Linked DNA regions of Mus musculus: all the other regions are linked to region 4. The links are chromatin loops, found by intact Hi-C in ENCODE. Cell type or tissue: heart. All regions are shown on one strand. Region 1 holds the start of Xrcc5 (X-ray repair complementing defective repair in Chinese hamster cells 5). Region 2 has its middle 7.4 kb from the start of Gm51632. Region 3 overlaps Smarcal1 (SWI/SNF related matrix associated, actin dependent regulator of chromatin, subfamily a-like 1). Region 4 overlaps Igfbp2 (insulin-like growth factor binding protein 2). Region 5 overlaps Xrcc5 (X-ray repair complementing defective repair in Chinese hamster cells 5). Region 6 overlaps Mreg (melanoregulin).

Evidence for each region. Hi-C counts contacts between places; a loop is a spot of excess contacts. Peaks named below come from ENCODE experiments on the same cell type or tissue, not always from the same donor. Only the 100,000 strongest peaks of a DNase experiment are listed, where the experiment ranks them.
Region 1: it touches region 4 in a loop (8-fold over the local background); 24 of 42 quality-filtered maps call a loop at or near these places.
Region 2: a loop joins it to region 4, with 11 times the contacts of the local background. A loop is called at or near these places in 37 of 42 quality-filtered maps.
Region 3: a loop joins it to region 4, with 2.9 times the contacts of the local background. A loop is called at or near these places in 6 of 42 quality-filtered maps.
Region 5: a loop joins it to region 4, with 10 times the contacts of the local background. A loop is called at or near these places in 24 of 42 quality-filtered maps.
Region 6: a loop joins it to region 4, with 10 times the contacts of the local background. A loop is called at or near these places in 2 of 42 quality-filtered maps.

What each region holds. Positions count from the first base shown.
Region 1 is chr1:72,304,530-72,309,529 of GRCm38, forward strand. It overlaps Xrcc5 (X-ray repair complementing defective repair in Chinese hamster cells 5), which reads left to right and starts at 2,892. Exons shown (of 21, transcript NM_009533.2): 1 at 2,892-3,038. The coding sequence starts at 3,018. In heart, a CTCF peak has its summit at 2,515 (motif pointing right); a DNase peak (open chromatin) is centred at 2,962; H3K4me3 peaks cover 1,529 bases; H3K27ac peaks cover 1,754 bases.
Region 2 is chr1:72,716,454-72,721,453 of GRCm38, forward strand. No RefSeq gene overlaps it. Among named protein-coding and RNA genes, the nearest start is that of Gm51632, 7.4 kb to the right of the region's middle. In heart, CTCF peaks have their summits at 711 (motif pointing right) and 2,578 (motif pointing right); no DNase peak of the experiment used is centred here; H3K27ac peaks cover 574 bases.
Region 3 is chr1:72,622,509-72,627,508 of GRCm38, forward strand. It overlaps Smarcal1 (SWI/SNF related matrix associated, actin dependent regulator of chromatin, subfamily a-like 1), which reads left to right. Exons shown (of 17, transcript NM_018817.2): 14 at 3,955-4,137. Among named protein-coding and RNA genes, the nearest start is that of Gm39662, 16 kb to the right of the region's middle. In heart, no CTCF peak of the experiment used is centred here; no DNase peak of the experiment used is centred here; H3K27ac peaks cover 206 bases.
Region 4 is chr1:72,852,252-72,857,251 of GRCm38, forward strand. Igfbp2 (insulin-like growth factor binding protein 2) reads left to right here. Exons shown (of 4, transcript NM_008342.3): 4 at 1-223. Among named protein-coding and RNA genes, the nearest start is that of Igfbp5, 20 kb to the right of the region's middle. In heart, a CTCF peak has its summit at 2,859 (motif pointing left); no DNase peak of the experiment used is centred here; H3K27ac peaks cover 335 bases.
Region 5 is chr1:72,310,729-72,315,728 of GRCm38, forward strand. It overlaps Xrcc5 (X-ray repair complementing defective repair in Chinese hamster cells 5), which reads left to right. Exons shown (of 21, transcript NM_009533.2): 3 at 1,680-1,863; 4 at 3,426-3,474; 5 at 4,731-4,853. Among named protein-coding and RNA genes, the nearest start is that of Xrcc5, 5.8 kb to the left of the region's middle. In heart, a CTCF peak has its summit at 3,107 (motif pointing right); no DNase peak of the experiment used is centred here; H3K27me3 peaks cover 1,606 bases.
Region 6 is chr1:72,163,238-72,168,237 of GRCm38, forward strand. Mreg (melanoregulin) reads right to left here. Exons shown (of 5, transcript NM_001005423.2): 3 at 835-925. Among named protein-coding and RNA genes, the nearest start is that of Gm4319, 42 kb to the left of the region's middle. In heart, a CTCF peak has its summit at 3,083 (motif pointing left); no DNase peak of the experiment used is centred here; H3K27ac peaks cover 217 bases.

The sequences.
Region 1 (5,000 bases), 550 kb before region 4:
AAATTCAGAATGATAGGTCTTACTTTTTAAAAGAACTCTTAACTTTGTTGCAGGTTTGGGCTCTTTCAGAGATTCATCAGTATGAATCAAGGTTTGGTTTTAGTAAATTAGAGGCTTTTTACTAAAAAGAGCCTGGTCAGGACCAGCCCAGAGAGAGTTCTCTAGGTAAGGCCCCAGCTATTGTTAACCAAAGGATTATGAAGGCAAACCCCACAAAATTATTGTAAGGGAAAGTATCTGCTTAGGACCTCCAAGACCAAGTTCTCAGCACAAAGGAGATTTATTTGCCCCAGAGGGACAGAGGGCAGGGACTAAGAGACAAAGACAGGAGGCAGAGGAAGAGGGAGAAGAGGAAGGGAACAATGGAGAGGGAGGAGGGGTATTTATGGGGATAAAGGACTGACTCTGGATAGACAGCCATGGCACATAGGAAAATGACAGCTTATAAAGGTAAAAAGGGAGACCCCATGTTAGAACAAGGTGATTTTTCTCTTTCTTTTTTTTCTGGTCTTACGAGACAGGGTTTCTCTGTGTAGCCCTGGCTGTCCTGGAACTCACTCTGTAGACCAGGCTGGCCTCTAACTCAGAGATCTGCCTGCCTCTGCCTCCAAGTTCTGGGATTAAAGGTGTGCGTCACCATGCCTGGCTTAGAACAAGGTGATTTTTAATTGGTCATGTTGATTAGGTGAGCCAAAGGGGGCTTTTGATTGCTGGACTTAAACACTTTGCTAGGTGTGCCTCAGGAGGAGGAAGTGGGCAAATAAGGACTAGACTCTGAGGGCTAGCTTTAGGAATACAATCTAATGACTTTTAGTAAGGTAGAGGAGATGAGAGAGAAGGGCAAGGCCTGCCAGAGCCGTGTTTGCCATACTTTGGTTCTCTAGAGTTCCTTCGGATAGTAGCCAGGAACTCTGCTGCATTAATCATGTTTGTTCTTTCCCCCTGGATTAAAGGAAGCTTTTTTTTAGAGCAAGCAATGCTTAAACTCCATGCATTTTCAGGACCATGGTCTTCTAACTGCTTAGAAGTGGGTGGTTCTTGAGACTTCCATAAAGATTGTGTAGATGCAAACAAGGACAGCTACTAGAACCTCTTTTTATTTTTCCTAGGAAACAGACTTGTATTGGAAGTGTGTGTGTGTGTGTGTGTGTGTGTGTGTGTCTGTAGAAACGAGGGAGTAAAAGAAACAGAAGGGATGGAGGGAGGGAGAGAGAAGGAGGAGGGGAGAGAGGGGGAAAAAGAGAAGAGGGAGAGAGGAAGAGAAAAGAGAGACTCTATCCGAGATGGAACTATGACACAGCTTGCAAACATTCTCTGTGGTAAAGCCCTAGTAACTCTAAAGATGAACCATAGTAAAACTATAACTAGAAATAACGTTTCAGTTTCAAAAAATTCTCTAGTCTGAATAAAAGCATGGAAGAGTCCTCTGGGTGCGAAGTGTCTGTCTAGACACCACTGTGTTTATTTTAAAATTTTTATTTGTTTATTTTCTGTGTATGAGTGTTTTGCCCGTATGTAGGTTTGTGTATCACATGGGTGCCTGGTGTCCTCAGAACCCAGAAGAGGGTATGGGATCCTCTGGAACAGGAGTTACTGATGGCCGTGAGCTGTAATATGTGAACTGAACCCCAGTCCTGTTCAAGAGCAGCGAATGTATTTAACTGTTGAGCCATCTCTCGAACCCTATCAGCTTCGATTTTTAAACCTTCATTCCCTGAAGGCTTCTTCAAAAATTCTCCAAATCATATCAATTTTAGTGCCTGTTTTCTTGGGACCATTTTCAACAAAAGAGAATCTGATTGAACGTTTCCCACATTGAACAGAGGTTTGCAGACATTTTCCAGGTCTCTGGACCTTTTGTCCAACCACCTGCAGCTTGTGAGTCATTTTTGTATAGAAAACAGGCAGTTTCTGTGCAAGGGTTATCAGAAGGGAAGAACTGCAGGGCAATTTCCTTGCAAATGAGTGGTGAACACTCACGGGAATTGACAGCCTCCATCTCTAGAAAAGGGCATCTTTCCCAGCCACAGACACGCCAGGGTAGTAGGAAATTCTTCCCAGAGGCTAAGGTGTTTTAACCACTTTGTCTGTAGAGTTGAATGCCTTTCCTACTTTTTCTTCCTTTTTAAAGATTTATTTATTTATTTAATATATGTGAGTACACTGTAGCTGTCTTCAGACACACCAGAAGAGGGCATCAGATCCCATTACAGATGGTTGTGAGCCATCTTTTTCTTTTAACTCGGTGAACTCTCACTCTTCTCTTTGGACGTTGATCTAAGGTCATCGTGTTCATGGTTTTTTTTTTTTTAGTATCATATTTAGAAGGCCTTTAGAGGAGTTAAGTGACTTCGTGGATTCATCTTACACAGGGGACTTTTAACTCCAGAGTGCCAATACAAATTGCTAGCGAAAGGGATTATTATCAATTGAGTAATAGCAATTATTATTTTTTTTTTAGTTTTAAAAATCATGTATGCACGCGGCTGCATGTGGGTATGTGCATTGAGTGGAGGCCAGAAGAGGGCGTCAGATCCGCGGAAGGCTGATGTAGGTGCTGGGCTTTGAAATACCCTTGCGAAAACAGTACACATTCCTAACCTGGGACCCTTTCCCTTTAACCCCCTATTTACTTTTTTACTATTAAACTTGTTATTTTAAATTTATTTATTTACTTATTGTGATGTGTGGGACACGTGGAGATCAGAGGGCAACTTGTGGAATTGGTTCTTTTTCTCCACAATATGGGTGCCTGGAGCTTGAATGGGCTCGTCAGGCTTGATGACAAATGTCTTAGACGGCAGAGCCATTTCTCCAGCCCAGTACTGACTGGCTTTTAGCGGCTCAGAGAACAAAGCCTTGCCTAAGGAGGCAGGGAGAGAATTCTGCGCATGCTCAGAGCCCATGGCTTCCCCGCCTTGCACGCGGGACGTCTGGATCTGTGGGTTGCCCGGAACTGAGTTGCGACACTCTAGGTTTCCGCCCGGAAAAAGTAATCAAATCACCTGAGGACCAGCATGGCGTGGTCCGGTAATAAGGTACCGAGAGCAGGGCCTTTTGCCTTTCCTAAGCCGGGGATCTCTAGAGGGTGGAAGCTGTGGGAATCGCAGCTGAGTCAGCACTGAAGGATGGATGCTCAAAACGAAAGACTTGGGGTTCGGAGTTCTGCATTTGAGTCTTGTGCACCTTCACGCTTCCGAAATCCTCCCTCCTGCTTCTCCAGCCTCTCACCCTTCCCTCCTCCCTCGTTGCTTCAGTTTACTTTCTATCCACGCCACCTGCTAACACAGACGTCCTTTATTGCTTCCGAACCTGGGTTCTAAAAATCTTTGTAAGTTATCGAGGATAGATCCCCTACATGCCAGGCTCGTAAAACTTCAGAGGGGTTTTGTGATTCTGTGAATGAAATAACTCAAGGTGTAATATTACGTAATATTATGACCTTCATAATAATTTAAAAATCTCGAATTTATTGAAAGCTTACTGTGTGAGGCACAACTAAGCCCTTTATTCCTATTTAATTAAATCTTCACACCAAACCGTGAGACGACCATTATTACCCTTAGCTTGTCAGTAGGAGAACCAAGCAAGACATGAAGAACTGAAGTGATTAGAACGTGGTCACCCTTTCCATGAGTGGTAACATGTGAATGGGAATTCATTCGGAGCTCTGAAAGAAAAGCAAAACAGAATGCTCAATTTCTAAGAATCTATGATCTTAGAATCCTAGATTAATAATGGAAATTACTGTAAACTTTAGAGAGGTTGTTTTTGATCACTAGAGAGAGATGCAATGGCAAGGATCCATTCATTCGTTTAATACAAACAAGATAGGGGTTCAATAACGGAGCTCTGTTTTCCTCCACCCCCATTTGGGAATTTGATGAAATTATGAACCCATAATGATGTTGCTCGCTTCCTTTGTTCCTCTGCCTTCAGTTGCTGAGAACTTTGTAGCTCCCGTGAAGGACTTACTGTGGCAGATGTACTTGATAAAATTCTAGCAGGTTGTATTGCTTCAGTGTGGTAATGAAGAGCTGCAGTACCCTCCCAGTTTGTCTTCCCTGGTTTTCTTACTGCTTCCAAAGACTTTAAATTATCATAAACCATTCTTCCAGACCAGAATTTACACTGTCAAACTCTTTGATGCCTTACTCTGAATCTCTAATTCTTGACAAAAGACTCCCAGTCTTTTAGTGTTTGCTACTTTAAAAGTAGATTTGTGGCCGCCTATTAAAGGAACACAGCCAGCATATTTTGTGATGCCTACATTTAAAAAAAAAAAAGATTTTTATGCTGAAGGAATCACTGTGGGATGTAATTTGAATTCCTCTCAAAGGTATTCTGTAGTTTATTAATGTTCATCCCAAGATAGGTTGTTGTTGTTTCTGAAACCTGTTAAATTTCAGAGTGTCATGTGATTCCATTCTTTATGAACTAAGGGAAACTAGTATTTCCTTTGAGTGTTGCAAAAACGTCAAAATTGGGGGCTCATCCCCCACTATAGGAGCTGGTCCAAGTTTTCCAAACACCTCTAGAGTCAGATGATGACCGTCTTAACTGGTCACTTTTCAGTCTTTGTCGCCTAAGATGATGCCCAGAACAGCTCACATTCTGTCTGGTCAGCACAAAAGCACGGATGAGACTGGTAGGATCAGGACTGTTAATTCTGCAAACAGCTTTAGACCTCATCAAGCCCAACATCTTACTGCCTGACTGAACTAACAGTGAGGTTAAGTGACATTGCCTAGGGGTCAGAGCTAATTAGAGGAGATAGGACTAGACCCAGGTCTCTGGATTACTAACCTAGGTTTTTGGTTATTTTTTCCCCACCAAAAGACCCTTCATTTTCTTTCTTGAATACATTATAGTGTTTTAACAACATAAAATGTTTGTGAGGATAGACTGTTAAAGCCGTATCATCTTGGTGACTCAATCTATAGTTTACTTTGAAATTATGAGCTCAGGTCTTTTGTGGTTTCTGTTTAATTAAATTTTGT
Region 2 (5,000 bases), 140 kb before region 4:
AGAGCTCAGCAGGAGAAAGCACCTGCATTAGTTTCCATGTTTCCAGGATGCAGAAACACTGAGGAAACCAGCATCAATGTCTCTCTCTAAGTGCTCCTGGGAACAAATTAAAGACACCAAGAACCCAGAGCAGTGCTCCATCCAGGGGGACTGGCTGGTGCCAAAGAACAAGGCCAGCCAGCAAAGCCGGGAGATGGGGTTTCTTTGCTCAGGCTGATCTGCTTGCCTCTGTCTCCTAAGTGCTGGTATCAAAAGTCTGTGCCACCATGCCCAGCTTGGAAGCTGAATTCTAAACGTGACTATGCCAAGCAAAAGAAAAATGTGAGAATGTTTCAACACTTGGAAACATTTTTCCATGCTAGGCTGGAGCTACCTCCCTCTTTGTGACTTTCCACTTTATTTGGTTTTGTATGTTGGTATTAGATGTTGAGGTATGCCTAAAAATTTAAAAGGGAAAGACAATAATTACTGCTTGTGTATCAATGTGTCTGTAATTTATTTTGTAAGCTGGCTTTAGAGATTACCCTCTTAGCATATGATATGGTTGCCAATACCGTTATATAGTGCACTTTGACCTTGGAACCTAGACATTTTACACAAATTCTTTGAGAGTCTATCTCTAATCACAAAAATACTTATCGACAGATGTTACTCCCTTGAGCAAAGCATAAAAATGTCATGTGTTGACTGCAAGCGTATGGAACACCAGGGGGCGCTACTGAGTAAGCAGGAAAGGACGGAGCAGTCTAGAATTCTGAGAGGTCAGAGAACCCTCACAAATGCATATTAGCATATGTAGTTACAGGTTAGTAAGTGCTAAGTTCTTTATTAATTCCACCATGTCAGAATGTAACCTAGCTGACTAGGTAAAGAATTAAACCTAAAAGAGTTAGTCTTAGGCCATCTGAGACAGATGCCCCACGAGTACACAATTAGGATAGTCTTGAGTGTATTTCCTAGAGCTGCTAGTTAGGGGGGAAGAACTTTAAGAATTAAAAATTGTAAAAAACTTTTTGCAGTGAAAATGCACCATACAATACATAAACACTGTGGACTAAGAAGGTGTTTCTCTGATCAGGGTGTCCACGTCTCTGTCCATGTTGTTAGACTCATCAGGAGAAAACGTCAGTACAGGAGGGATGTTTTAACTAACTTTGTCATACTCTGGGTTTTGTAGCTATAGTATTGACAGAGGCAGAGTGGGAGCGATAAGCAAATTCTGGTCCAAAAAGGGTGCCAAGAGGTTACAGTGATGTCAGGAGACCCCTGTTTCTGGATGGAGTTAGTGGTAGGCTCTGGAAGTGTAGCTTGAGGGATGCCCGTGGAGTCGGACTGTTTGTGCTCTGAGTTTACACCCACGTGCACACGTGAAACTGTCCACTCAATAAGACCAGTGCTTACTGATTTATTGGAATTACATGTATCTTTTTTTGATGTTCTAAGTTTTGGAGGCTTGTTCTGTGCTCATTTAACTGGGTATGTTTGTATACTTGTTACGATCATGGTGGTGGTGGTTACACAGGGTCTCGTCCTGTAGCCCAGACTGACCTGGGACTTTTGATCTTCCTGCCTCTCAGCCCTCTTGAATGCTGAGTTACAGGCAAACTCTGCCACACCTTGCTCTTTAAGTAATTTATACCTCACCTTCTCCACCAAGCAACTATGCTTTCAACTCAACAGTCCTGTTCTGCTTGTATACTGCCATGTTTTATTCCCTGTGTCCCAATTAGCTTTGGGGGGCAGGGCCTAGAAATACCTAACTCATTCCCTTAGCATGATCCAGGCTGTGTTCCAAGGGTCTGAGGTAGACACATCTATTTAAGACCCAGCACTTCCCAGCCTGGGGTAGCTAGAGGCACACATGCCTTGAGTCCTGCATGTCTAGCCAGTCCTGGACCCACATGCTCCATGCTTCGTTGTACTGTAGCTAGTAAGACCTTTGTGTCATCAGGTTTCTTTTTCTTTTTTCTTTTTTTTTTTTTTTTTTTTTTTTGTTTTGTTTTGTTTTTTCGAGACAGGGTTTCTCTGTGTAGCTCTGGCTGTCCTGGAACTCACTCTGTAGACCAGGCTGGCCTCGAACTCAGAAATCCGCATGCCTCTGCCTCCCGAGTGCTGGGATTAAAGGCTTACACCACCACACTCGGCCTGTCATCAGGTTTCTTTTCCCCAGCACTTCTTCCTCTTTTAATTGCTCCAAACTCAAGAACCTAATGGAATTCTTTCCCCCTTTTATAGATGACAAAAACTCTAAGATTTTCTACTTGAAGAGAGTCATTGAATGGGGAAAGAATGAAGTCCACAAGGAGTTCCGTGCTTCAACTTCACCTCCCCGTTCACTGGCTTGGGCAACAGAAGAGCTTTGTTCTCTATAGATAAAGAAACCAAGGTACAGAGTGGTATCTGTGAGGGGTTTTGATGGTTGGAGGCCAGTCTCAGCAAGTGATAAGTATATAACGCTAAAAGGCCACTACAGACAGGCTGGAGAGAAAGTGCCACTACATAAGACACTGTTAAGAAACTGCCATTGGGATTCTGCTGATTAACCCGGGGCAGGCAAAAGGAGTGTAGGTAGTGAACAGCAGGGGGAGCCCTTGCTGAGGCTGAGAGGACTTGGAGGGATCAGAGTGCTTCTCTTTCTCCCGCTCTTAACTTTGTTCCGTGCACAGGTATGACTTCCCTGATGAGAGTGGCCACAGCACACCAACAGCCCTGCTGCTTCCAAAGGCCAGTGAGATGCATGCCCTTTCTCCTCAGGAGCGGAGGCCAGCAAAACCCAGGAACTGAATGACTGAGCACTGGGAATGAGCTGTGTCGGGGATAAGAAGTGGTGTGAGGATTCCAATCTCTAGCTAGGGCTTTAGGATTCCAAATGCAGCCTTCCTCACGCCAGGTCCCATTACTCTCATCCCTTATGGCCCTTTGCCTGCTCTGTGTGTGCAAGGAGAGTTTAAAACCTACTTTGTTGGGCTTCAAAGATGGTTTGGAGATTAACAGCACTGGCTGCTCTTCCAAAGGACCTGGGTTCAATTCCCAACACCCACATGGTTGATAATGGCCTGTAATTCCAACTCTGGGGGATCCAATGAGAATATACAATTAAAAGACTATGATAGGATGTATGGTCCATTGCACACAGGTAATGTACTTAGGTATAAGCAAAACTCTCACACACATAAAAAAAAATCTTTAAAAAAAAATTGCTCGAGCTGGAGAGATGGCTCAGCAGTTAAGAGCACTGGCTGCTCTTCCGGATGTCCTGAGTTCAAATCCCACATGGTGGCTCACAACCATTTCTACCAAGATCTGATGCCGTCTTCTGAAATGCAGGTGTATATGTTAGAGCACTCATATACATAAAATAAGTAAATCTTTTTGCTCAGTAATACAGCAGTTCATTGTGGTAGGGACATGTAGAAACAGTGCTCTTTTTTTTTTTTTTTTTTTAGATTTATTTATAATATGTAAGTACACTGTAACTGTCTTCAGACACTCCAGAAGAGGGCTTCAGATCTTGTTACAGATGGTTGTGAGCCACCATGTGGTTGCTGGGATTTGAACTCAGGACCTTCAGAAAAGCAGTCAGTGCTCTTAACCGCTGAGCCATCTCTCCAGCCCCGAAACAGTGCTTTGACTGAAAAGGCAGTCAGTGCCCCATCGCCAGCAGGCTGGTAAGGGAGGGATGTGGGGGCTAATAATGATTCGGAGCTTTAAAATCACCAGTTTCCATTCATCCTTCTCCCATCTCAGCTAACATGACCTTGTGCCCAAAGCCTTGGAAATGCAGCTTCAAGACCCTCCTTGGGTGCTGCCTTCTCACTTCCCTGCACACATGACACTAGAGCTGGCTTTTCCTTTCAACATGTGACCTCCACCTCTGTGTGACAGTGGGCAAGGTGACACTGTGCTTTGTGGTCTCCAAACTCAAGCCCCTAAAGTGCTGTAGAACCAAATGAAGGCTCCTGTCTTTTTTCCCTCTTTCTCTGGACCCCCATTGTGCAACTCGGCGTGGGACCAAGTCTTCAGGGGGGCTCAGCAAAGACTTGGTGACAAGCTGATTGATGGATTCCCCGCCTCTTGCCTGCCTTCTTGCCCACTCCTGCAGACTCTGGCCCTGCTCCACTGTCCAGCTGCCCAAGGGAGGGGTCTGCTTTTCTTTGTTGAGTCAGCACCAATGAGTCAAGGCCAAGATCAGCTGGGAGCTGGGCTTCGAGGGGAGGGGTGGAAGACTGGGGAGGGCGTAAGAACCTTGTGGCTCAAAGGCAGGCATGGTAGGGAGCCACGAATGAAGGGCACTGGGGTGTATCATCAGCACGGGCAGAGGGCTGCAGTGGTAATGGGACCTCTGGTCTGTGGTGTGAATGGGAGCCCTTTCTTATAGGAAAACACAGACGTTTATTCAAATCATGTTAAGATTCCTAAAAGTTCTCAGTCATGTCTCATGCTTCAGCTCTACTCTGTGAAAGATGACACAATGTAAGATCTCTATGAAGTCTGCAATGGGAGACATCCATGGAGAAGGCGTATAAGTACAATTTCCAGACCCCCACAAACACAGGGCAGCCAGAGCACCTTTCCAGGACTGCTGAGGGTCGAAGCAGAGTGTCCGGTAACATTCACTACCTCCTCTGCACTCCTTAGCCATAGGTTATACACGTGAGTCGTGAGGAAAGGAAGAGACCTGTGTGTGCTTGGTTTCTTTTGAGACAGGGTTTCTCTCTGTAGCCCTGGCTGCCCTAGAACTTGCTCTGTAGACCAGGCTGACCCTGAACTCAGAGATACGTCTGCCTCTGCCTCCCAGGTGCTGGGATTAAAGACGGGCACGACCATCGCCTGAGAGACAACTTAAGAGAAGTTAGCCCATCTAGGAACGTGCAGGATGAGAACAGATCATACAGCTATTCCCGAAGCCGTGCAAGACAGCTCTATTGTTGCTGTCCCCAGAATCACAGGCCACCTGGCCCTGGGGTCAGATTGTTCTCTCTCTCTCTCTCTCTCTCTCT
Region 3 (5,000 bases), 230 kb before region 4:
CACTGTGCCTCAAGATCTCCATACCAAGTTCCAGATCAGAAACTTCTATCTCCAAGCCTCCAGATAAGGGTCACTGGTGAGCCTTCGAATCTGGATTGTAGTTCATTCCAAATATAGTCAAGTTGACAACCAGGAATAGCCACTACACTCACTTCATGTGATCAGATGTTTAACCCTTGCAGCCCTGAGCTCTCACCCACACTTCATGTGGTCAGATATTTACACTTCGACTTTTGCCAGGCCAGTAAATGAGCTCTGATTCTGTTCTCGCTTCCATTTGCATTGCTCTGAAAATATTTCTTTTTTTTTTGGGGGGGGGGGCGGTTACAAGAGTCAGTTTGGCTTATTCTATGAGGATCCTGTTTGCACCTATTTTGCCCTATTTTTCTATTGGCTTGCCTTTTTCTTGTTGACTAAAAGAAATTCTTTATAAATTCTGGATATTAATCAGTTGTCTTTTTTTTTACTTCATTAACTTCTTTTTGCATAAAAGATTGATTGTTTTAGTTACATGTCAAGTTTATTCATGTCTTGTTTTGTAGCTTATGTTTTTTGTTACTAATTTAAGGGGTTTTTCACTAAGTAAGGCTATGACAGTTTTCTCTTGGAGTTTTTCCCTGTGAGTTGTAGCGGTGGATCTTCAAGGTTACTTCTTGGTTTAATTCTTGCATACAAAATGGTTTAGGAACAGACTGAAGGAACTAAATCTGTAACCTCTAGAAGAGCTTCTGGGCTTTCCAGGAATCCAAGACAATTACAAAACTATTACAATGTATAATAAACAGTTTAGTACAATACTTAGATTTCAAATAAGTATGCTAAAATGAGTTATTTTAAAAAATACACTGATCATGGCTGAATGGATGGTTCAGCAGTAAAAAAGTCTTCTACTACTGAGCTACATGCCTAGCCCCCTTGCTTTAATTTTTAAAAATTTGATACAGTATCTCACTGAGTTGTCCAGACAGGGCTTTGAACTTGTGGTCCTCCCATGTCAGCCTCCCAGACAGCTGGGTTAGAGATCTGCACCACTCAGCAGGGCTCAATTAGATTTGTTTGTTTTTAAGGGACCTTAACTGTTATCCTAAGGGACATCTCAGAGAATAAGCAGGTAAGGTCTGAGAAAGGACAGCACATTGGAGACTTGATCCTGAGCATCTTATGTACAATGTACAGGGCACTAGCACTGAATCATGGCATCCGACAGACAGCTAGGAAACGGGAACCAAGGAGTCGCGTCATTTATTCAGCACATAACCGCTGGGAAGCTCTCGAGTAACTGGGGCAGGGAGAGGCAGTCACTGAATCTCTACCGTACTGTTTACTGCATTAAACGCATGGGTCTTAGGGCTGTCCTTCTCCTGGGCTCAAACTCAGGTTGGCAGACTTGGCAGGATGCAGCTTTACTCACTGAACCATCCAATCTGGAAAGCTAAGATATTTCTTTCTTTTTTTTTTTTTCAGTCTTTCACTAATATGTTTTAATATTTTTAAGAAGTTAAAACAAAGTTCACATGCAAATATCATATACATGGCAGCAGTCCAATTTTTTTCTTTTCTTTTTTTTTTAATTAGGTATTTTCCTTGTTTACATTTTCAATGCTATCCCAAAGGTCCCCCATACCCACCCCCCCAATCCCCTACCCACCCACTCCCCCTTTTTGGCCCTGGGGTTCCCCTGTACTGGGGCATATAAAGTTTGCAAGTCCAATGGGCCTCTCTTTACAGTGATGGCCGACTAGGCCATCTTTTGATACATATGCAGCTAGAGTCAAGAGCTCCGGGGTACTGGTTAGTTCATATTGTTGTTCCACCTATAGGGTTGCAGTTCCCTTTAGCTCCTTGGGTAATTTCTCTAGCTCCTCCATTGGGGGCCGTGTGATCCATCCAATAGCTGACTGTGATCATCCACTTCTGTGTTTGCTAGGCCCCGGCATAGTCTCACAAAAGACAGCTATATCTGGGTCCTTTCAGCAAAATCTTGCTAGTGTATGCAATGGTGTCAGCGTTTGGAAGCTGATATTTCTAAATACAAAGTAAAAGAGGATTTGGAAGAAAACTGATACAAAGGAATTAGCCAGGGAGACTAGCAGCGACCAGTATGACATAGACAAAATGGCGGAGACTAGCAGCGACCAGTATGACATAGACAAAATGGCGGCTGCATCAAAACCAACACTGTGACTGAGTGAGCAAGAGTCTTGCTTTTTTTTTTTTTTTTTCCTTTTGCTATGGTATTTGAGTTTTATAACCAAAGAAAACCGTTGCTGTGTGATAGACTGTACGTAAAGTGCAGTTTGATGAGGCGGTGAGCATGGCCATCACCCTCTGCCCCCGTCCCCCAGGCTCTCTGTCCTCGTGCCCCCATCCCCACTCCTGCGCCTCCCTCTGGGCTGAGCCCAGCTGTTCTCACTCTTGATCAGTTTGCATTGTTTGGAGTTGGACATAAATATGGAATCATTCAATATATATTCTGTTTTTAGTTTTTGTTTGTGTGTTTGTTTTCTGTCTTTTGTTCATATACCAGGATTCATCATTGTTTTAGCAACAGTTTTTTAGTACTGAGTAAAACCTCACTGCACACCACAGGGATTTTTTTTAACTCACCTATTGATGAATAAATACCTACCAAATCTTCTGTTTTAGAAAAAAATTAGGGGGGCTGGAGAGATGGCTGAGCAGTTAAGAGTACTGACTGCTCTTCTGAAGGTCCTGAATTCAAATACAAGCAACCACATGGTGGCTCACAGCCATCCATAATAAGATCTGATGTCCTCTTCTGGTGTGTCTGAAGACATCTACAGTGTACTCACATACAAGAAAATAAATCTTTGAGCCAGAGCGAGCAGGGATTGGAGGGGAGGGAGAGAGAGAGGGAAGTGGTTAAATTATCTATTGTCACATAAATATTTTTTTAGTAGTTTACAGTATGATTTGGGTGAAAAATAAAATATAATTTTTCTTTAAAAGATATGCAATATTCATTGAGAAAAGAGTAATATTTTTAAATGCTTCTTAAAAGAAAACAGCCAGACTAAACATGTAATTAATCTATAATCCAGAAGTTGGCTCCAGAGCAACCTCAAAGAAACAAAAACTTAAGTTCACACAGCATAGCCTGTTCACAGACATTCCTACCAGCTTCACTGAGAGTAGCCCCCCCCTCCCCCCACCATGGGTCTGCCCATGCCCTCCTGTATGGACATGGGACCACAGGCATGTGCCATGATGTGGATAGCACTCCACAGTAGCCTGAGCAGAGTACTGATGTAGACAACACTTGACAGCTCTACAGTTGGTGTCGCTGAGGGAAAAGCTCAGCCCCGAGGCACCATGTTGATCACATTTATACAGCAATTACAGATTAAACACCTCAGAATGCAGGGTGTGCTGGTACTGCCCGGGGGGGGGGGGGGGGGGCGGCGGCAGGGAGCACTGGGGAAGAGAGAGGTGGGGAGTCAGTTCTCAGACGGCTTCAGAAGGACCCTGTGATCAAGAAACCATTCACCACTACTATGGAGATGAATACATAGAAAGCCCTGCTGATAAAAATGTGTGGAATGAGTATCCATGTGAAGACATGGGCACACGCATACACTCCCCACACTCATGTGCATGCATACACATGAGTGCACAGGTAGCATGAGTTATCTGAAGATCTCTGAGTTGTATCAAAGTTGGCGTCCTGGTGGCAATACTATTCTATACTTTTACAAAAGACTACTGCATGGGAAAATCAGCCCATGTACAGAGGCCTGTTTGTATTGTTTCCTTTGATAATAGGTGCTTGTACCGATTGGATTAGTCCAACCTTCAGTTTTGTAAAGGGAAACAGCCTGAAATTAAAGGATTGGGTAGCAGAGCAGTTCTGCCATTGGGCCCTACCTAGAGGAGCTGGCTGGGCAGCCCCTGCAGACTGTAGCAGCTCACCTCAGTTTCTCCTTTGTCACACAGAACGTTCAACACATCCGGATCGATGGCTCCACTCCCTCAGCAGACCGGGAGGCTCAGTGCCAGCGGTTCCAGCTGTCCAAAGGGCACACAGTGGCACTGTTGTCCATCACAGCCGCCAACATGGGCCTCACCTTCTCCACAGCTGATCTGGTCGTGTTTGCTGAGCTCTTCTGGAACCCAGGGGTAGGGAATGTAGCTAGAGTCCCCCTGGGCATGCCCAGGGCTGAGAAATACAAGATCCGTAAATGAATGGCAGAAGACATGTTCTTGGGCTGGGAGATGGCTTAGCAGCTAAGGACACTGGCTACTCTTGCAGAGGACCTGGGTTCAATTCCCAGCACCCACATGGTGGCTCACAACCATCTGTAACTTCAGTCCCTGTCTATTCTGGCTTCCACGAGGGCCAGGTACACATGTAGTGCACATGCATGCAGGCAAAACATTCATGCACATGAAAATAAAAAAAAAAAATGTTTTTAAAAGAAGATGACATGTTCTGCAAGTGTCCCTTGCTCTCAGCCCTGGCTGTCTCTGGTCACGCTTGTGTTTGTACAAGCTCTTGCTGTACACTGGCTTCAAGCACTGCAAGTCTTCACAGCGGCCTGCAGGACCATCTTACCGATGGGGAAGTCCTTCCTCCTGCAGAGAGTTAGGAAAGTCCCAGCCTTCATCTCCCCTGTGAGGAAAGTAGGCACAGGAAGCCCAAGTGGAAATCCAGAACTGTATAGCCAAGTCTTTAGAGGCACTCACCCAGGCCTTGTTTGCCAGTGGGGGTCTCAGAGTGATAGCACCACGTGTTTGCTCAGTGTCATTATGTCCCTGACATGACTGATAACTGAGGGCTGTGATGGCAGATCCAAGACGTTTGTTTGAATTCATAAACATTTCTTGGAGTCTCAGAAAAAAAGTTATTTTCCCTCTCATTTCTGACATGCTGCTTTTATAGGGCATATATCAGCCATTGCTTTAATGATGGGTAGGCTCTAAGGTTGAGGCTATTCATAAAACAGTGTCCTGGTTGCAGTTACTAAGGGGCTTACCAGCAC
Region 4 (5,000 bases):
TTTGACACATGTATTTATATTTGGAAAGAGACCAACACTGAGCTCAGAAGCCCCCCTCTGACCCCCCCCAGCGGCTGTTAAGCTGAACCTCCCTTGCTTCTGTTAGAGAGGGGAAGGGTGGTATGGAGGGCACTGGGTACAGGCCTGGGAATGGGGAAAGAAATTTTTATTTTTGAATCCCTGTGTCTCTTTTACTTAAGATTAAAGGAAGGAAAAATAAAAAGTGTGTGTCTTACTTGAGTCTTTGGGGTGTCCCGGGAAAGAGTCTTGGGGGGGGATGGTCTGCTGAGCTCATGCCCACCTTGTCCCTAATACCTGGAATGGCGGGGAAGTCACTGTTTCCATCTTACATGGGGACAAGAAAAAGGCTTCTGAACCCAGATGCCGGCCTGCGGTGGAACCCAGGGCTCTGCTGCACTAAGGAAGGTTTCCACCCCCCTGGACTGACTGAGGAAGATGGGTAGTGAGGACAAGAGTGTGGACACTGGACACTGGACGCACAGTCCACAATCCCAGCTTTTGGGAGGCTGAAGCAGGTAAGACTGAGAGTCTAGTCTAGCCTGGGCTACACAGCATATAAACACCCATACAAAGCAACATCGGTAGAAAGCTTCAGATGATATTGCAGTGGGAGATGGGAAATGGGGAACATTGAAATTGGGACTCTCCTACCCCCTGAAATAAGGAGTTTTCAGGTATCTTAGGGGTTTCCATTGCTGTGAAGAGACACCTTGACCAAAGCAACTCATTTTTTTCTGACATATTTTCTTTTTATTAGGTATTTTCTTTATTTACACTTAATTTTATTTCCTTTCCTCATTTCCCCTCTGGAACTCCCCTATTCCATCCCCCCTCCCACTGCTCACTAAGCCACCCACTCCGGATTCCCTGTTCTGGCATTCCCCTACAGTGGGACCCTTCACAAGACCAAGGGCCTCTCCTCCCATTGATGTCCTCCTACAAGGCCATCCTCTGCTACATATGCGGCTGGAACCATGGGTCCCTCCCTGTGTACTCTTTGGTTGGTGGTTTAGTCCCTGGGAGCTCTGGGAGTACTGGTTGGTTCATATTGTTGTTCCTCCTGTGGGGCTGCAAACCCCTTCAGCTCCAACTTGGGTCCTTTCTCTAGCTCCTCCACTGGAGACCCTATGCTCAGTCCAATGGATGGCTGTGTGTACTCACCTCTGTCAGGCACTGGCAGAGCCTCTCAGGAGACAGCTATATCAGGCTCCTGTCAGCAAGCACATGTTGGCATCCACAATAGTGTCTGGGTTTACTAACTGTATACGGGATGGATTCCCAGATGGGACAGTCACTGGATGGCCTTTCCTTCAGTCTCTGCTTCAAACATGAGCACAGCAACTCTTTTGATTGGGATTTAATTAAATGGAAACATTTCATTGGGATCGACTTACAGTTCAGAGGTTTAGTCTGTTACGGTGGGAAGCATGGTGGCATGCCAATAGGCAGGCAGACTTGGTGCTAGAGAGTTCCTGTGTTCTACATCTGGATTTAGAGTCAGCAGGAAGAGAGTGAGACATCAGGTCTGGCTTGAGCATCTGAGACCTCAAAGTGAACCCCTAGTGACACCCTTCCTCCAACAAAGTCACACCCACTCCAACAAGGCCACTCCTCCTAACAGTGCCACTTCCTATGGGTCCATGAAACCATTTCATTCAAACCACCACCCCAGTCCAGGACAAGGAATTACACTTGAACCCCCAAGGAAAGGCTGGTGACCTTGCTTCTGGGCTGTTCAGAAAGGTCACCCCTGAGCTTTCAGAAGCTGCTCCTGGAGTGGCTTGCGTGACTGGCCCCATATCAACAAATCAGCCAGCTTCAAAGGGGTCTCTGTGGATAAAGAGCATGGGCTGAGACTGGATCATGCTTGTGCACATTTCAGGCAGATGTCTGAGTTCAAGGTCAGCCTGGTTTCCAGAGCAAGTTCTAGGACAGCCAGGGTGACACCTTAGCTCTGTCTCAAAAAAGAACAGAACTTGGACCAAGAGACTGGGAACTGAGTCAGGGTATGGGGGTGGGGGAGCCCTTTTTGAAGCAATGTGTAGCAGGACTCTAACACGATGTTTTGTCTGTACCGGAAGCCCCAGTGAAGCCCAGGGACTGTCCTCACCCTTTGGCTGTGGGCCATGGGGAAGGCAAACCATTTTTCTCCCCAGTGCAAGGCTGAGCTCAACTTCAGTCTGCACCTGAGCCCTCTGGCTGTGGAGGGGCCTCTCTCGCGGGCTGGCTCAGTCCCTTCAGACTCATCATCTAGCACATCCGGAGGTGGTGAGGGACACCTGGGACTTTGGGCGGGTGCCAGGACATTAGATTCTTAGAGAACACCCCCTGTCAGGAAAAGAGCTACTTCAGGGTGGATGGAACAGATACATGAATTCAACTAAGTCCCATGATACAGAAACAGTTACCAGTTTCATTTTACAGGCAGGCAAAGGTTTCCAGAAAGGCCCTATTGCTCAGTATCAAGGTTGCGGCTCATCCCTGGATCAAGCATCCCCATTTGGGAGCATTTTCCCCTGGGCCTAGCGGGGATGGTTTAATCTTCAACGAACAAGGTCATAGCCTGTGGAGGCTGCTGGGAAACACTATCAGAGGGATGTTTCAGGGTCATCCTTGTGCTACTACGGGCCTCAGAGAGCTTCTTCCTAAACATTTTGTGAAAGTCCCTTGATGTTGCCACAACCTGCTCTGCCCATTGCTAGTCCCCTGTTCATTGAAAGAGGGGGCTGGTTGGGTAGGGTTTTAATTGAATGTGTTCCCACATCACTCACTGGAGACCTAGACCTCTGAAGTTTAAGCCTGGCCACTGTTAAACGCTGAGGCCATACTGCCCCCATGTGGCAGCATGTGTAACTGCAGCCAAACTCATTTTGGCTTTTCAATTAGTTAAAGGGAGGCCCAGGAACCTATATTAAGTCAAATGGAGGTGCTCTCTCATAAGGATTCACAAGCTCTCCCATAGATTTCCAGAGTTAGGTGATGTGGAAACAGGGACTGAGAATCTTTATGTATACCTCTTGTAAGATTTCTAGGGAAGGCCAGTGACCTAAGTTGTAAGGCCTGGGACACTATGAGGCCTCTTGTTCTTACTAAGAACTTCAAGGCAGTGATAAGAAAGTTCACCAAAGACAGTACACTAGAGCTCTGAGCTCCAGGTGATGTCATGGGTACGTGTCCACAAGGCTGGCCCTCCTCTGTGCCCTCTGGATTTGCAGACACCCTGCTGTAGCTGTGGCATCTGCTAAGTGTATCTTTGGTACTTCGATGTGCTAGCAACACTGGGAAGACCTTGCTTGTCCCTGACTATAAATTGTATGACTTTGTGCATATTTCTAACTTCTACACACCCTTTAAAACCTCAGCTTTAAGTACTGGGATGATGTCTGTTTGAAAGAACAGCTTGCAGGGTAGAAATTCATTTCTGCCACACAGTAAGTGTTGGTTAAATGTAGTCATGACTACATGCTAAGTAGGGTGATGCAGTGTTTGCATGTGGAGCTGCAAGAGATGACGGCCTCTGTCCTGTAGTGTCTACATTTCCGTGTTGTAAATGATTGACCGTCTCATGGCATGATGTGACAGAGGCATATCCTCCAGCACTGTAGTGTAATGACGAGCAGCCTTGTGGAAGGCACCTTGGAGCGGCAATGGAGAGTTGAGATGAAGAAATAGAGCTTGCGTGTGCACACATCTGTGTATGTTTTCTAAGGGATTGGGTTCAGAAAGAGGAGGCAGCATGTGGAAGGCCTTCAAGCCTGAGCTGCACTCTGAGCCTGGAGGCCTGCACACGGCCGAGGATGGGTGTCATTCCTAGGGCGCAGGCAGCAGAGGGACAGCTGAAGAGGAACGTTGTAGGGAACCTATCGGGAGGGATGTGGTGTGTTGCTGAGGGACTTGAACGTAGGCCAAGGGTGGATAAGACTAGATATGTGTTTGGAAATCAATTGTGGATGAGAGAAGAAGGCATGAGAGGAGAGATGGAGTTGAATCCACCAGGCAGCCCTGAAAATGATCCAAACGAGGAAGAAGGAGGATAGTGAGAGCTTTCAGGGAGTAGCTGACTGCTGGGAGCATTGGATGGAGAGCTAAGTGGGGGAATCCGGACTAATACCTAGGGGTCTGGCGCGGACCGTTGGGTGGATGTGATGACGTCATCGGAGACCAGGGAGTTCTGAGACCCAGAGTGTGGCTTAAGTGGATTGTGGCAAAAGGAAGAACTGAATAGGGTACCAGAGCCACGTGGTCTTGGACCAGCTGCCTGCCATCCAATGAGGATGGGAGAGAGAATGGAGCCAGGCTCCGGTCCACTCTGTAAGTGTCCAGGTAGGTTGCCTGATCCGAATGTGCCGTGTGGGTTATGACTTCTGATCAAGAATTGTTTGGAGCAGCCAGGGGGCAGAACGGCCACAGGTCGTGAGGAGTTAGACGGCGAGGCTTCAAGGGCCACATAAGGGCCTGCGGAGCCGGGAGGGATATGGAGCAGGTTCCGTTCATGTGGCTTCAGGGGGATAAGCCCCGAGGACAAACAGCTAGGAGGAGAACCCTGGCTCCTACTTCCTTCAGACATTGCATGGGCTATAGTAACCATAGGACAAGTAGCTTCTGACAGAGAAGCCAGCAGACTCTCCCAGGTGTCCTAACATGGCGAGCCACCCATGCACCCTCCGCTTGCCCTGCCAACTTTCACAAGCACCCGTTCCCGCTCTGCAGCACTGCCTGCATCTTCCACACTTCATTTTGACCTAAAACATGGTGTTTGGGTCTCTGGCTCTGTGACCTGGAGGACTGAGAAGCCCCAGGGAAGATGTTTGATGGCTCCCAGAGGACCAGTGGACTGTGGGAAACGAGGCCCCTCTTACCAGATGACTGCAAGGTCCGGGATACTAGCTCTCCTTCGAGCCTCAGTATTTAGTGTGTGTGTGGAGGGGGCAGAATGGATGGTCCATCACCTTCATCTCCCCAGCTAGGCCTGTAATGTG
Region 5 (5,000 bases), 540 kb before region 4:
CCTGATCAGGCCTCTTCTCTAGATACAATGTTGCTTAGCGGAAAGGAAAGGCAGTATAAAATGTTTAATAAAAGTCTCTAGAGCTGACAAGTTGCATCTGAATCCTTGCTTTACCTGTCATTTACTAACCCCAAGATCTCGGGCAAGCCCTTAAATTTGTTTGTGCCCAGTCCAGTTATTTTTTTTTTCAGTGCATCACAAATATTAATATCTTAATTGACTTTTTTAAAAAGTCATAGCTGGGACTGGCAAGATGGCTCAGCGGTTCAGAGCACTGACTTATCTTCTGAAGGTCCTGAGTTCAAATCCCAGCAATCACATGGTGGCTCACAACCATCTGTAATGAAATCTGACGCCCTCTTCTGATGTGTCTGAAGACAGCTATAGTGTACTTACATATAACAATAAATAAATCTTAAAAAAAAAAAAAGTCATAGCTGGATGGTGGCCCAGGCCTTTAATCCCAGCACTCGGGAGGCAGAGGCAGGTGGATTTCTGAGTTCCAGGCCAGCCTGGTCTACAGAGCAAGTTCCAGGACAGCCAGGACTATACAGAGAAACCCTGTGTCAAAGAATCAAGAGAAAAGGGGGTGGGGGGAGAGTCACTGTTCATGGCTGATGGGTTTCATGGAGAGGCCCTGCCTGTGTCAGTGTCATAGCCCAGCTTTAGAAATCTCAGAATGCCTTTTTGTTGTTTTGTGTTTGTCAATAAGTCATTAAGGCCAGGTCACATTTAATTATGGAGCAGGAATTAGAATCTCTTCTTTTATTAAAAAGTAGCCTGAAAATGCAAAGGGATGGATGTTGGCTATCTTGAAGACACGTAACATAATGCTTCAATGCCCTGTGTGCAAAGTAAGAAAAATAATTTTCCCTATCAGACAGTGTTGCTTTCAGGAATAAAGCAGTTCTGTAATCTGGGCGTGGTGATGTATGCTGCTGGCCTCAGCCCTCAGAAGGCTGGGGCATTTGAGGTCAGCATGGGCTACACAGCAAGTTTTTAGCCAACCTGGGCTACAGGAAAAGACCCTGCTTCAAAAACAGCTGCCCTGGTTTATAGTTTCTGTTTCTGGTATAACAACAACAACAAAAAAAACCTAATGAAAAATAGCTTAGAGGAGAAAGGGTTTATTTTACTTCACGGTCCAGGTTCAAGCCCGTCTGGGGAAGTGAAGGAGGCAGGGACTGAACTGCCAGTCACAGCTAAGTCAGGAGCAGAGAGAGAACAAGGCATGCACGCTTACTGTGCTGAGATGAAAGGTAAGACCTACAGATAGTGACAAATCTGCTTAGGTGCAGGAGAGACTGCTCAGAGGTTAAGAGCACTGGCCGCCCTTCCAGAGGGTGGGCTCAATTCCTAGCACCCACATGGTGGTTCACAACCATCTGCATCTCTACTTCCCAGGGATCCATATTCTTGGGGCACCAACCACAAACATGAACAGATGCACACATAGGCAAAACACCCACCTACATATAATAATAAAATAATATTTAAAAACTAGAAAAAGTGTGCTTAGGGCATAACTATCATTGTTAGTAGTCCCATGTTTTTTTAATCTAGTATCTGGTGGCCCTGGGGACCTGCTTAAGGGGGGTAATGGTCTTCCTGCTCCCTGAAAGTTAGGTGTTCTCCAAGGTGATTCCAATAGTCTTCAGCCTCTGGCTATTCCTTCCTAGGTATTTTCGGAGAGCAAAGATGAGATTGCGTTAGTCCTCTATGGCACAGATGGCACTGATAATGCCCTTGCTGGCAAGGACCAGTATCAGAACATCACAGTGTGCAGACACCTGATGCTACCAGATTTTGATTTGCTGGAAGACATCGGAAACAAAATCCAGCCAAGTTCCCAGCAAGCCGACTGTATCCTTTCTGTGCCTAAAACGACAAGATTTCCCCATTTATCTGGGGAGTCATAATCCAGTTTGGTGAGGCTCTCCCGGAGTCCCAGATGTGACTGACTATCTGGGCATATTTTCCTCCGAGGAAAGGGTGTTTGTGTAATTAATATGGAGTTAATTAGTACCCAGCTCCAGGGCTTCTAGTGTCTTGCTCTTTCTTTGCGCTGTGATATTGAGAGGTTGGGAAGTAGAGGAAGTAGAGGAAGGGGGGAGTCCGAGGGAGTATATGCACATACTGACCAGGGGATGGGTTTGCATTGGGGCTGGCTTGCAGTTCAGAGGTTCAGTCCTTTATCATGGCAGTGTGCAGACTGGAGAGTAGCTGAGAGTTCTACATCTCAATCCACAGGCGGCAGTGAGAGAGAGAGAGAGAGAGAGAGAGAGAGAGAGAGAGAGAGAGAGAGAGAGAGAGAGAGACAGATACCCCAGTGACACATGAGAGAGAGAGAGAGAGAGAGAGAGAGAGAGAGAGAGAGAGAGAGAGAAAGAGCACGACAGATACCCCAGTGACACATTTCCTCCAACAAGGTCACTGCTGCTCCAACATGGTCACACCTAATCCTTTCAAATAGTGCCACTCCCTACGAGCCTCAGGGGCCATTTTCATTCAAACCACCACAAATGACGTCTATTCAGATTCCTGTGCTAACCGCTCCGCTCTTCTGGATGGAGGATGTTTTTATGCCAAAAAATAAGGTTGCTATTGAAGCAGAGATTTCTCATCTCTTCCATGGAGGCCTGCTCCAATTTGATTCTCTGTTGGTGTGATAAGATACGGACCATAATCAAACTGGGAGGAAAGGGTTCATTTTAGCTTCCTTATGGGAGGAAGCCCATACAAGAGCTCAGACAGGAGCCTAAAGCACAAACAAATGGAGGAGTGCTGCTTACTGGCTCCCTCACCTCCACCCCCATGTTCAGCTATCTTTCTCAAGTAGCCCACGCCCACCGCCTAGAGATGGCACCACCCACTGTAGTCTGGGCTCTTCTACACCGCTTAGTTATTAAGAAAATGCCTGCAGACATGCCAACAGGTCAATCTAATGGAGACAATTCTTGAGTTGAGGTTCAGCCTCCTAAGTGTGTCAAGTTCACAATCAAGATTAGCCATGAAAATAAAACCCTGTCTCAACACACACACACAGAGAATAGGGTTCTAATCTTTAGTATTTTTCTAAAAAATTAGTAGTACCATTCTTGACCACTAGGAGGTGCTGCTGTGTTTGGTGTTGCTTGCTGGCTTGCATTGTATTTAAGAGTGGATTGCTGACGAAATATGGGTTCTAAGAATTGTTAAATGACATCTTAGAGTTTTTGTTAAATGGATATGTGTTTTTTCCTCCACACTATTTGTTAGGATGTATATAAAGCACTTATGAAATAGAGTCTGGGACACATGGGGCAAGCCCTTTTAAGTTGTCCAGTGTCTGCTGTTGTCAGTAGTATGGGCTTTGCTGGGAGAAACTGTGATGTTCATGGTTAAGAAGGGAGTGTTGGTGTTCTTTCAATCCTTAACTAGCTGAGTCCTGGACGCCCTGATTGTGTGCATGGATTTGATTCAGCGTGAAACCATGTGAGTGTCTCACCTGAAGACAGGAGTGGGGCTTTCTGGGAAAAACAGGGGTCCATGTGTTCAGAGGATGCGTGGTTTGTTGTTAATTAAGTAGCGCGTTAGTCTGGCAGCGCCTTTCTAGCTTATGAAAGTTTAAAACAAAGGACTACCTTTGGTGGGAGTTTCTCTGGATGAAATAAGTATTTGGCATACTTTGGTTTTCTTGTTAACTAGCTTAAACTAGTTAACCCCAAATCTTTAAAAAGTACCAAGTGGTATGATCCATAAGTAGTTGGTGTGCTGTACACAGTAACTGTCAACTTCCTAATCCATTTGCTTAATTACTGAGTCTTAAAAGTGTATGCCCTTGAACACATAGGGTTGCATTGTTTGAAAAGACATTTTGTGATAATATCCTGGGCCTGAGTCTTTTATTATTGTTTCTCAGTCTGTATCCTTTGCAAAATCCTGCAACTAATCCCAGGTGTAGTTCCCAGCAAGATGTTTGGGAAGTGCAGCTGCCAGGCTGATGTCTTCTTACATCTGGAGTCCCTTGTTTATGCTCTGAAGCTGTGCAGGTGGGAAGGCATTGCTTTCAGTCACAGTGCTAGAAACCAGGGCTGGGCACACAAGAATATTACATTTTGTAATGTTGAGCCCAGTGTGAACTATATGAAGCTGATTTTGTATCTAATAGGAACTCAACTGAGCTCAACTGAGCTCAAATGTAACTGTGGTTACATTTGAGAATGTAACCACACTTAATTATATCAGATTCACGCCATCTCTCTGATCAGTGATCATGTATATTTCAGCTCTTAGAAAAAAATTTAGGAGACTACTTCCTTTAAAATCTCTCTCTTTTTTTTTTAATGTTTTTTGTGTTTTGTGTCTGTGCGTGCACATGCATACACGCATGTGTGTCCACTTATGTGTGCATGCTACAGCATATGTTGGAGGCCAGAGGACAACTTCATGGAGTTAGTTTTCTTTGTGTGCCCTGGGTGAGTTTTGGTGATTGCAGGCCACAGGCTTGCACGGCAGTTGTCTCTGTGGTGAGCCATCTCCCTAGGCCTCAAAGAATGACCTTTTTTTTTTTTATTTTGAGACAGGGTTTCTCTGTGTAGCCTTGGCTGTCCTGGAACTCACTCTGTAGACCAGGCTGGCCTCGAACTCAGAAATCCGCCTGCCTCTGCCTCCCGAGTGCTGGGGTTAAAGGCGTGTGCCACCACGCCCGGCAGAGAATGACTTCTTAATGTGTTCATTCTGTCTTTTAGAGGGAAGAAGTTTGGGAAGAAGCATATTGAAGTGTTCACTGACCTCAGCAGCCCGTTCAGCCAGGACCAACTGGACGTTATAATTTGTAACTTGAAGAAGTCTGGCATCTCTCTGCAGTTCTTGTAAGATCCTGAGAGTAAAGCATAGGGGATCTCGGCATCCCTCATGCAGGGGGCAGGGCCTACATAGATGGCTCCCAGGGGGCTTCTGTCTCAGCTGAACAGGGGGAGCTGCTAGGTGGGATTGGCCACCTTGCATGTATCGGCCAT
Region 6 (5,000 bases), 690 kb before region 4:
TGGTTTGGGACATATTTAGTCAATCCTAATAGAATTAAGAAAAGCCGCTACTAAATGTCTGCCATAATGCCAAGTGTATTTTCCCACCCTTGCAACTTTTTCTCCCTTTTGCTTCTTTGAGAATTTTCTACTGTGTCTTAATATCTCTTACAATATTTCTCTCACCTGTCATATTTATAAAGCTATCACTACTTGGATAATCGATCTCTGTCTAACTCAATCAATAAATAATGACAAAAACAGTAAGTAGTAACGCCCACACGACTTCACTACCTGGTGCTGTCTTGTACTTGGGGGCAGATGAAGTCATATGGCCAAGTAACATGGCCTGGGGACAACAGAAAAATCAAGGTTTATGCTTGAGAGCATAACAGAAAAGCTGAGGACCTAATCAGTAATTAATTAGTCGGTGGCTGACAATCTATTGATAGAAAGATTGCTGAGACAATCTCCTGTGCACTGTGTAATGAGGCATCGGCTGTCTCAGCGTCTGTAAACATCTTCTCCATCGCCTGCCGACTGATTTAATAAAGAGCAGAGTGGCCTATTGCAAAACAGGCGGGGAAAGGCAGGACTTCTGGGTGGAGTCAGGAACTCTGGGAAAGAGTCAGGGTCGGGAGAAAAAGCACTCAGGAGGCAACGCGCTCCTGGCAGACGTACATGAGCATAAACGGCCGATTTAAGTCAAGGAGCTGGTTAGGAAGCCGCCTAAGCTACGGCCAAGCTTTCGGAGCTGATAAAGGCCCACATGTCAGTACTCAGTGGCTGGCGGGTCTAAGACAGACCGGCAACACCAAGATGGAAAAGCACAGCTTCACAATCTCTCAGACTCACCCAAGTCCTCTAAGATTCGTCTCCATCGGTTCCTCACTTCCCTGCGGATCTGCCGCAGGGTGTAGATATCATAGTTGAGTCTTTGCCATTCCTGTAAAGAGATAAAAACTCACTTTACTCACACCCTCTGGCCTAAACCCCCTATCGAGTCTCTGATCTGCATGTTGCCTAGAACGCGTGGTTCTTCTCTTCACTAACCATAACATAATCCTAAAGGAAAAGGGGGCATAGGTGAGGCAGAGCTGACAGGAACGCTATCAGCTGCTGTTGCTGGAGAATCTCTCCGCTTCTAGGCGATGTCCTATCTAAATGCTACTTAGGCTTTCTGATTATCAACTCTCTCCATTGCAGTGACCTTACCTGAAAATGTGGTTAGCAATAGTAAAGTTTCCATGTGACCACTGTCATGACGTAACGTATAAAACATTAGGACAAAGGTTGTCTCAGCAGGTAAAGTACTTAGCACACAAGCGTGAAGCCCATAGTTCAAATCCCCAGCACCCTGCAGAGGCCCGATGGGTGTAGGGGTAGGTCTATAATTCCAGTGCTCACAGGCAGAAATATTGAGGGGGATTAACACATTCCTGAATAGCTAGACTAGCCAAACTTCAACTGGGACACCTACCTCTATGACTAAGACAAAAAGTGACTAAGGAAGCCGGCGGTGGTGGCGCACTCCTTTAATCCCAGTACTCAGGAGGCAGAGGGCAGGCTGATTTCTGAGTTCGAGGGCAGCCTGGTCTACAGAGTGAGTTCCAGGACAGCCAAGACTATACAGAGAAACCCTGTCTCGAAAAACAAAAAAACAAAAACAAAAAACAAACAAACAAAAAAAAGCAAGACTTGGGGGCTGTCGAGATGGCTCAATGGGTAAGAACACTCAAAGACTGCTCTTCCAAAGGTCCTGAGTTCAAATCCCAACAACCACATGGTGACTCACAACCACCTGTAATGAGATCTGATGCCCTCTTCTGGTGCATCTGAAGATAGGTAGCTACAGTGTACCTATTTATAATAAATCTTTGGGTCTGAGCAAGCAGGGTTGACCAGAGTAAGCAGAGGTCCTAAAATTCAATTCCCAACAACCACATGCAGGCTCACAACCATCTGTACAGCTACAGTGTGTACCCATATACATAAGATAAATAAATCAATCTTTAAAAAAAAAATAGCAAGAATCTACATCTCGGTGTGCTATTAGGATGCTATATAGAGATCTAGGAATCCCAAGCATCCTGATTCCTAGCCGTGTCTCCCCTACCATATCTTAGCTTCGCTCTTGATGTGGTAAACTGTTTGGGCACACAGGGAGTCATTAAAAGGTTACCATTCTGAAAACCCCTTTATCAGCTTTTGGGTAATATGGGCATCATGTTGATCCTCTAACACAGAACCTGGATCTTAGGTCTTCACTGCTCTAAGCATTCTCTGACCCTTTTATCAGATAGCCTGCATATCAGATATTTACACTACGACTCAACAATAGCAAATTACAGTTATGAAGTAGTAACAGAATGACTTTATGGGTGGGGTCGCCACACGTGAGGAGCTGCATTAAAGGGTCACGGCACTGAGAAGGTTGAGGACCACTGTCCTCAGGTGTCACGGGAATTTGCTTTTCAGGAGACTTCTCTGTAAGGAAGCTCACTTCATAGTGAACACCTTTTCCTTTCTTAGAAAAGACACAACTGTCTTCACTCTCGGCTCCAGAGAGCAGCATTTTAAACGTCTGACTTCAGACTCGAGCTATTTAATATTTTGACTCCTGGAACTGAAGAGGTTTCAACGACGCCACTCGCTCCCTGCTAAATTCCTTTCAGAACAGACGCGCCTCGCAGATGGCCACTCGACGCTCCTGCCTAGCTAGGGAAGAATAAATAAGCTTAGCTGCCGTTCCAATGCATCAGAAGATGCCTCTCTGAAAAAGAGAAGCTACCAAAATACAGTGCGCTCTGTCATGACTACATCTGAGCACATGTAGTGAAAAGGCTTTCTGCTGATCGCTTTAAGGCAAAACGCTGTGGATTCCCTAGTCCTTAAAAAAATAATAATAAAAATAAAAAAAAGCCAACAGCACGTGTACAGGTGTGCAGTGCCTAGAAGCAATGACAGAAAGGTCTTAGAAGGGAAGGCAGTTAACTAAGTCATCTGAAATCATGGACAGACGGACAGGCGGCTCAGCAGATGGCAGCACTAGCTGCTCCTCCAGAGGACCCAACTGAGGTTTGAATTACAGCATCACATGTTAGCGCACAACCCTCTGATACTCCAGTTCCAAGAAGTTCTGATGCCCTCTTCTGGTTTCTGGGGGCACTGCATGCACACGATACACAGACACATGTCAAAACACCCATACATCTAAAATATTTTTTTTAATTTAAAAATAAATAATACACTATCCTGGCCTCATCTTAGGATCACATTAAAGCACACCTAGACAACGCCCGCTCCCCTGACTGGATAATCTGTAAAGGGATAGCTTGAGCCAAGGCCTTTTCAGCAGGAAGACCTTATAGGACTCAAGTGAAGACTCAATACAGCATACTGTGCTGAGCCAGACTGTCTGCCAGCCTACTTCACTACCTGTGCCTCATCTGCAATGCTACCTACACCACAATGGCTTGCTATGAAGCTGGGTTGTTTCTATGGCCTTCAGATGGAAGTCAGCATACACCCTACTCCACGTCAGTGTAGATATAGTTAGAAAACAGTACCACGAGCACGAGCAGTGAGCACTCTTTGGTTCCCAGCACTGATGTCAGATCACTAACAACTGCCAGTGTATCCAGATTCCAATGGTGATCTCATCCGCCCTCCTAAGACTCCATCCCGTGCCTGACAAGGGATGCTGTGCTTGAATAACCCTAGCTACCCAAGGACAGTCCACATGGTGACACCCTCCCCCCAACTCCTGTTTATTGTCTCAGGTACCCCAAGTCCTGGCCGTGGCTGACTACGTACGGGAAGAGGCTCTGTAAAGAAAAGTTCCAGAGCAGTCAGGACAGAACCAAAGTCGGTAAGAGAGGGCCAGTACGGGCTGAGAAGATGGCTCAGTGGTTAGGGGTACTTGCTGTTCTTGCAGAAGACCGGGATTTGGTGCTCAGCACTTTTATATGGCGGCTCACATCTCTAACTCCAGTTCCGGAGGCCCTGATGCCCTCTTCTGGTCTTTGAGGGCACTGCATGCATGTGATACATAGACATACACGCAGGCAAAACATAAATCAATCAATCAATCTTGACAGGGGAGGAGGGTATAAAAGTCTGTAAGAGTCAGAAACGTCAACCCATAGTATCCTGTCGCAACAGTTCCAGAGAGTGGTCATATTTTCAGAGCCAAGAGTCAACCCCCAGGCTGAGCTGTAGCTGTGACTACCAAGAGTCGAGAATCCCACACCTGGGTCTTGTACCCAGACAGTAACATTGCAGGATGCAACTGGTGCTCGGATGACCTGCGTCTCTTCTTACTGCTGCCAAGCTCTGTACAGTAGAGGATAAAGGCCACTAGGGACTAACGTCTTACCTACTCACCCTCACCAGCTGACTGGTGACACAACCTTGGATCCCAGCCTTGCCTACTGTAAATAACCTGCACATAGATGGATGGGATCAAGCTTTGGCACATCCATTTAATCCACTATCATTATCTTCTTTTGACATAATAATACAATTACGAGACTAGCAGAAGCCTGAGTAACTGAATGTAACTGAAAACTGGATTTAACAGAATGGCTGGTCAGAGGAGACGGAACGCCCCTTAAACACAGTGCTCCAAGTAACAGAGTGAACGTGAGGCGGGTGAGGGATGGCAACACATACAACCTCCTCCAATTACAGTTCTTCATATCTGGGGGAAAAAAAAACTATTTCTTTACACTAAAAAGGAGCAAGTTCTTGATGCGCTTCTAGAACTCTTAAATTCTAACGATTTGCTTTTTAGGCTGGACACAACTTGAAAATAAAAATTAAAAATCAGTGAAAGAACTTTCATTGGAGAATTTCATTCCCTTAAGCACCAAACATTAGGTTTCATTGTCTTCACTTGTACTTGTTTTCCCATAATTCCCAAAACGGTGTGTTGTGGTCGGCGTGCTGTGATGGCCTTAAATATTAAGAATAAGGAAGTAGCATCCAGCAGAAAGAATAATGCAGAATTAACTCTGTGA